Linked DNA regions of Mus musculus: region 1 is linked to region 2. A link is a loop called in an ENCODE intact Hi-C map of the cell type or tissue named here. Cell type or tissue: heart. All regions are shown on one strand. Each heading gives the region's core, and the rest is flanking DNA. Links, peaks and the distances in the headings are about the cores only.

Evidence for each region. A loop is a pair of places that touch in the nucleus more often than their neighbours do. Peaks named below come from ENCODE experiments on the same cell type or tissue, not always from the same donor. Only the 100,000 strongest peaks of a DNase experiment are listed, where the experiment ranks them.
Region 1: it touches region 2 in a loop (8-fold over the local background); 1 of 42 quality-filtered maps calls a loop at or near these places.

Annotation. Positions count from the first base shown.
Region 1 is chr1:172,219,166-172,222,389 of GRCm38, forward strand. It overlaps Casq1 (calsequestrin 1), which reads right to left and starts at 730. Exons shown (of 11, transcript NM_009813.2): 1 at 247-730. The coding sequence starts at 525. In heart, for the core only: no CTCF peak of the experiment used is centred there; DNase peaks (open chromatin) are centred at 476, 756 and 1,466; H3K4me3 peaks cover 1,550 bases; H3K27ac peaks cover 2,500 bases.
Region 2 is chr1:172,125,180-172,128,403 of GRCm38, forward strand. It overlaps Pex19 (peroxisomal biogenesis factor 19), which reads left to right and starts at 1,576. Exons shown (of 8, transcript NM_023041.3): 1 at 1,576-1,669. The coding sequence starts at 1,600. In heart, for the core only: no CTCF peak of the experiment used is centred there; DNase peaks (open chromatin) are centred at 1,592 and 2,502; H3K4me3 peaks cover 1,994 bases; H3K27ac peaks cover 1,448 bases.

The DNA of each region.
Region 1 (3,224 bases), core at 332-2,831, 94 kb after region 2:
CACCCAGCTTCTCCCCCCCCCCAGCCAAACCTAGTGCCCCTGCCTCCTGCAGCACAACTTACCAACAGAAGGGTAGGACCTTGGTCCCTGAGTCTTTTTCTTTTTGCCAAGGCCACATTCCAGTCATGTACTTGGTGGAGACAGAGGCCCAGCAGCCATGCTGCTCTTAAGCTAGCCCCCACCCTCAGACTCAGGGCTCACCGAGGGGACTGAGCATGCTCTCCAGGCCTGCTATTCTCCACTCACCTCCAGGATTAGCTCCTCCATCTCAAATTGTCTCTGCGAGGCCTTGTCGTCCTCGGGGGGCTCATGGTAGAGGAGGGCCAGCACCTCATACTTCTTAAACACGTTCTTGTAGTTCTTGGCGTTCACATTGATCACACGGTCCACACCGTCGTACTCAGGGAAGTCCAACCCATCTTCCCCCTGGACCCCTAACCTGGGCGTCCCTAGCACCAGTACAAACAGCAGTGCCAGCCGCAGCTCGGACACTGCTCTGGCCCCCATCCTGTCGGTAGCTCTCATGGAGGTAGTACAATCTGGGCCTGCTCTCCTGGTCCAGAGGAGGTTAGCTGAAATAGGGAGAGGTGCCCCTCGGATACAGAATCCTGAGTTAGGGGCTCCAGGTGGGGGTGGGGTAGAGAGTGGGCCAGAGCAGTGGACAGAGGACACTGCTGGGTCCTGGAGAAACTGCCGACAGAGCCAAGAGAAAAAGGGTCAGGAGGAGGAATAGGAGCAGGGGCGGGGAGGGAACCGGAGCTGCCCCTTGAAACTGGCACCCCCTCCGTCCCCACCTGGTCCTGTCTAAATATGTCTCTGTGGTTGGCAGGAGGGATGGATAACCTTCTGAGGCCAGGACAGCTCCATGAGAGCCTGAATCCTCTCACCTCCTATACCTCTTCCCTAGGCTCCCTCCCAGCAGCTGGTTCCTTCCCCCTCCCCCAGTGTCCAGGACTCCTTAGCCCCTGGCCCCATGCAGGCCTAAGAGCTCATCGCCATATTAAGAAAGGGAGAGAGAGAGATGCCGGATCTAAAAATAAGACCAGATGAGTTAGGGGTAAGTGAGGCTGGGGCTGGAGGAGGGGGGATGTAGGGTATCCAGGGATCCCAGAGTAGGACAAGGCCTATCAGAAAGAAGTACAGGTAGCAAGGACGACACCTTCTGGGCCAGAGGCTAAACTGATAATACAGGAGAGAATGTGGTATTTCTAACTCCTAAAATCCAGCAGTCTTCTATAGGTAAAGCCTATTTCTTTGATCTTATGGACGAGACATGAGCAATAAAAGCGCATTCCAGGCTCCAGGAAAGAAACCCCCGTGCAGTTCCCTTTAAAGACCGTGGACCAAGGATGAGATCATTCTCTGAATAAAAGATGGAGCGGAGTCCAAGACCAGAATCCTGGCTTAGCTCCAGTCAGTTTCCTTTGCTTCACTCAACAGTCCCAACTCAGGAATGCAGGGGGAAGGACAGGGCTGGCCCGAGTTCCATCCTGTAGTGATGGCGACTTGGGCTTTCTCTGCCTGTACTGCCCACTGCTTCGTGGCGCTTCCTCCTCTGAGGGCTCTGGCCTGATCCCGTGGGACTCTGATTCTAGGGCATAAGGGGCTGGGAGGATTCCTCAGACTGCACAGGTCTATAGAGAGCTAATAGCTACTATTCATTCCTATGTCTTTGACAAGGACAGATGATCCGGTATAAGTATGGGAAAAAGTTAACTCGAGGTAAACAGGAAGAGGTGGACCCTGTGCCCTTATCGGACGCTGTGGATTAATTCTGTGCATCTGAGGCACACAGCTGAGCTGGAGGTACGAAGGCTGTCATTTTTAGGGTCCTAGCTTAGAGGTGAAGAGTTGAATTAAGCTTTGAGTACTTAGCAAGGACTCCTGCATGGCCTTCTAGGGCTCATACTATATTTAGGTAAACTGAGGCTCAAGAGGGCTCAAGGGGGAGATCACAATAAAGTCAGACTTCCATGTCCACAGTGCAACGTACTTCTCATTCTAGAAGGATGGCGTTTAATTCGCATCTAGGAAGAAGTATAAAGTTATGCTAGCAGAATAGCATCTTGCATTCCCATGGGGCAGACCTTATATAGCTAATTTAGCATTCTTAAGAACATGTCAGGAGTGGATCCAAGAGGGACAGCTGACATTGTAGTGGGAGAGGCCAGAGGTAGCCCAAGCATGGCACTGGAGCTGAGGAGATCTCAGAATCCTGTCTCTTCATCTCCCAGGAGAGTGACTGATGTGCCAGGCAGAGCTTACACCCGTGGCTGCAGAGGCCACCCAGGAGTGACGGGCAGGCCTGCTCAGTAGATGATCCAGCCATGGTGTCTCATTTCTTCAGGGTTCTGGGGAGAGGGAGCTATCTGAACGGACACTGGCACACCAGACCTCTTCCACTGTGAACTGAACCTTAGGAGCCAGACAGGACTCTGGTGGTGACCCTGACTGCTTCAGCGCCTCCTTGTCTGTGCAGCCACCACTCCGTTCTTCTGGCCCTTTACGGCCCCACTTCCACCCTTACTCTCTTCAGCTCCCACACTACTACTCTAGGCCTCCTCTCTCATGCTTTCCTTTCTTCTTTCTCCTCAGCCCCCTTCCTTCCAGGCTGCCTGAGTGCAGGCCTCTGGATCTAACACGCCTCAGCTCCCCGTATCAAATGACCCTGAGTTGGGGCGTCTGTATTTTTAACCCACCAGACACTCAAAGCTCCTCACTACTGAAACTTGAGGAGCTGGTCCCTCCCCCTCCCCCTCCCCATCTCACTCACACACCTCCCCACCCCTGCTTCCATCTTCCAGGGTCTGTTTCAGCCCTGTCAGCAGCCGAGGTGGACCCCACACTGATCTAGCTCTGTCCCCAGGAGACCTTGCACTAGAAGCGGGAGGAGTGGAAGGAAAGCTCTGAGAAAGGGGCCTGACATAGAGAAAGAGGGGCTGGCTACACCTTCCAGTGGGAGGGTTTCTTGTTTTGTTTCCTCTTTCTTTGTTGTGTCTGCCAGCCACAGTCCTCTACCAGTATCCCACTTATTTATTATTTTATTTAGCCTTGTTTGTAACTGTGTTGGGTCCGAGTTACCACTATAAGACAAGTTTGAAAAGTGGTTAAGGATACACATTCTGGGATGGGGGCCCCTGGTTTCCTCTAGGAACTACTGTGCAATGGAGGGAATATGGTCCCAAGAACTGATGGTGGGTTTGGTCCTTGGCCCAAAGCCAGAA
Region 2 (3,224 bases), core at 382-2,881:
GTTTTATATGTGTGTTGTGTGTTTAGGTTTTCCTCATAGTATCTGGGTTATTTATGCTGATTATCAGCATTGCTGCAATGAGTAAACTGGAACATACATTGTGTGTGTGTGTGGGGGGGGGGGAGTGTGCCTGACTGAGGAGGAAAAGCTGCTCCAAAGAGCACAGGACTTTAGTGTTTTCAGATTTAAGAGTTGCTTTCTTAAATATAATCCTCAAACTAAGACTGCTTTCTCAAAAATGTGTATATTACGGGAATATTTTCTTAAGTTTTATACATTCTTCCTTCAAGGTCAGGCAAGAATCTGGCACAGCAATTCACAGCCATAATTCGGATTCTTGGAAGGTTAAAGCAGAACAATTGGCTAAAGAGCAAGATGCTGTCTCAAAAAAAAAAAAAAAAGATATCATGGTGGTTAAAGAGATGGCTTAGCTGTTTAGAGCAAAGACTGTTCTTGCAGAGGACTCAGGTTAGTTCCCAGCACCCACATCTGGTGGCTGCCAACCACCTATTGCTCTAGCTCCAAAGGGATTTGCCACTTCTTGCCAGCTGAATAGAAAAGAGAGACAGGTGTGGTGGTACACGCATTTAATGCCACCACCCTCGAGGCAGAGTCAAGAGTATTTTTTTCGTTCAAGGCCAGCCTGGTCTACAGAGTTCCAGGAAAGCCAAGGCTACATACAGAACATTCTCGATAAAACAAAAACAAGACAATCCCCCCAACACACAAAGAAAACTGAAAGAAATGATTCAAAGAAAGAATGCTTGTTTTTTAATCTGCTTAAGTAACATCTGTGTTTCCAATTCTATCTCCAGTCAACCTCTACAGGTAGGACCATCCCTGATCCACTTGTAGATTTCACTGTGCTCAGCACGATTGTATACAACAGTAGATGCTCATTATACGCTAAAAATAAATTGGATGATCTTTGTTTATCTGTTTTGTGTATATGTCAAGGAGCATATTCGGAGGTCAGAGCCAGCACATGATAGACATCTCTCCTACCACGTGTGCTTTGAGGATGAAACCAAGGTTGCTTCAATTTGGCAATCCTGTCTCAAGCGAAAAATTGCTCGTTTAATAGCTTCGTATTTTAGCTGAGCCCTGTGCTGTAATCTCTGTCCTTGGGAGGTGGAGACAGTAGGATTAGAAAACCCTGCCTGAAAACAAAACCCAGATTAAAGATTCCAGGTTAAAGATGGGGCAAGCAAAACGCAATAAACCCTCCCACCCCTTCTGACCCGCCCCCACAATACAGCTGGGCCTCATGGGTCAAGTAGTTTGGAAGTGGAGACGGGGAAGGGAGACCCCGATTTCTGGACCAGCTTGAGCAATCTATCTAGTTCAAGGCAAACCGCTGTGGCTCTGTAGCTCCAGTAGCCGAGTGCTTGCTTAATACGTGCAAGAACCTAGGTTTGAGGCCCAACCCAAGAAAAAAAACAAAAACAAAAACAAACCCAGTCTCCTGTCCCTTTAAAAATGGCGGTCCTGCACGGTAGAACGATATTATTGGCTGCTCAAGTCATGGGGGCGGGGTTGGGGCGGGGCATGTGGTGGCGCCAGTGGTTCCACCTCCTACGGCAAGTCGGAGGCAGTAAGATGGCGGCTGCTGAGGAAGGTTGCGGTGTTGGGGTCGAAGACGACCGGGAACTGGAGGAGCTTCTGGAAAGTAAGAGTGCACGATGGGAAAGACCAGAAGTATCGGGGAGAGGATCCATCGTGGGGGTTAGAGGAACTTGAGGTTTCTGAGCGGGGCGGGAGAATCTCTTCAGTGGTCAGCGGGGGAGGTGGTCTGAGTTCGACCCCGGCCCTCTTTATTAGCTGGCTGTGTCCAAACCGCACATCTCCCTGCGAAGGGGAACACTAACCGTAAAGAGCTGTTTCACGAGCCCCTTACAAACTTCTCTTGCTTTCGATTGTCGGATTGTTGTTGAGGCAAGGCTCTCTCACTCGGTATCCCAGGCTGATCTGGAACTCGCGGCAGTCTTTCAGCCTCCGCCACTGGGAGTACAGAGATCACAGGCTGGACCCACCAGGATCGCCTTCTGTAAATTATTAAAATCGCCTCTCCTTTCAGTAGCAGGATTCACAGAACAAAATAATCTTTAAGCTCCAAAGGTCCATATGTCCATGATAGTATCTTTCTTAACCCGAAACGCCTTTTTACCGCACAGTCTTTCCTCATTCTTTTACCAGACCCTTAGTTCTTTCGTGCGAGTAGTCAAAGAAGTCTCCTTTTAAAATTAGTGTGATGTTGAGAGACTGTCTCGTGTAGTTTTAGGCTGACCTCACACTCATTGAGTACTGTAGAGTGGCCCTGAACTTGTGATTTTTCCAGTCCCTTCCTCCGCATTCTCGCATGGCACCACAATGCCTGACATCCCTTATTTATCCTTTGGAGAAAACAAAGTGAGCCAGCCCCAGGGGAAAAGGTCTCCTCTTCCTGAAAAGATGGTGGACCTTCATCTCTTTCTTGGCCTTGCACTCCACTCCCGTTTCCTGCGCCAGTGAGGCCAGTGCCCTTTCCCTAGTCCTGGCAGGCAGAGTGATGGTGACAACACAGGCTTTTCAGGGCAGAGGTGAACCTTTTATCTCTTGCTCAGTCACAGCGATATAAGCAGGTAGAAAATGAACAGATGAAGTGAGGAGTGCCCAGTGACTGGCCTGGCCCAGGCTTACTGCATATGAGGCCAAGGAGGCTATAGGTGCCTGTTAAGGGCGATCTAAATTGGAGCATTATTTAAGAGTTAATACCTTCTTGTCGAATGTATCCTAGTAGTCAGAACGGTGGAAAGCCGGGTGGTATATTCTGTGCTTCCTCAACAGACGATATTAGCTAAGGCCTCAGAGTGAATTCCAAGAAATAAGGCTCTCTCTCCCCTCTTCTTCATGTTAGATGAAATGTGTAGGTTTTTGTTTGTTTGGTTGGTTGGTTTGGTTTTTCAAGGCAGGGTTTCTCTGTGTAGCCTTGGCTGTCCTGGAACTCACTCTGTAGACCAGGCTGGCCTCGAACTCAGAAATCTGCCTGCCTCTGCCTCCTGAGTGCTGGGATTAAAGGCGTGCGCCACCACGACCCAGCAGGGTTTTTTTTTTTTTTTAAGGGAATTTTATAGTGTGCATATAGAGATTTCTTTGCACAGCTTTTATTTAATTCTCTCCTCCTAATTCTGAGATGAACACTGGTTCTGTGTAAAAGGGTTTCCTTCCCAACTGGTCACAACAAA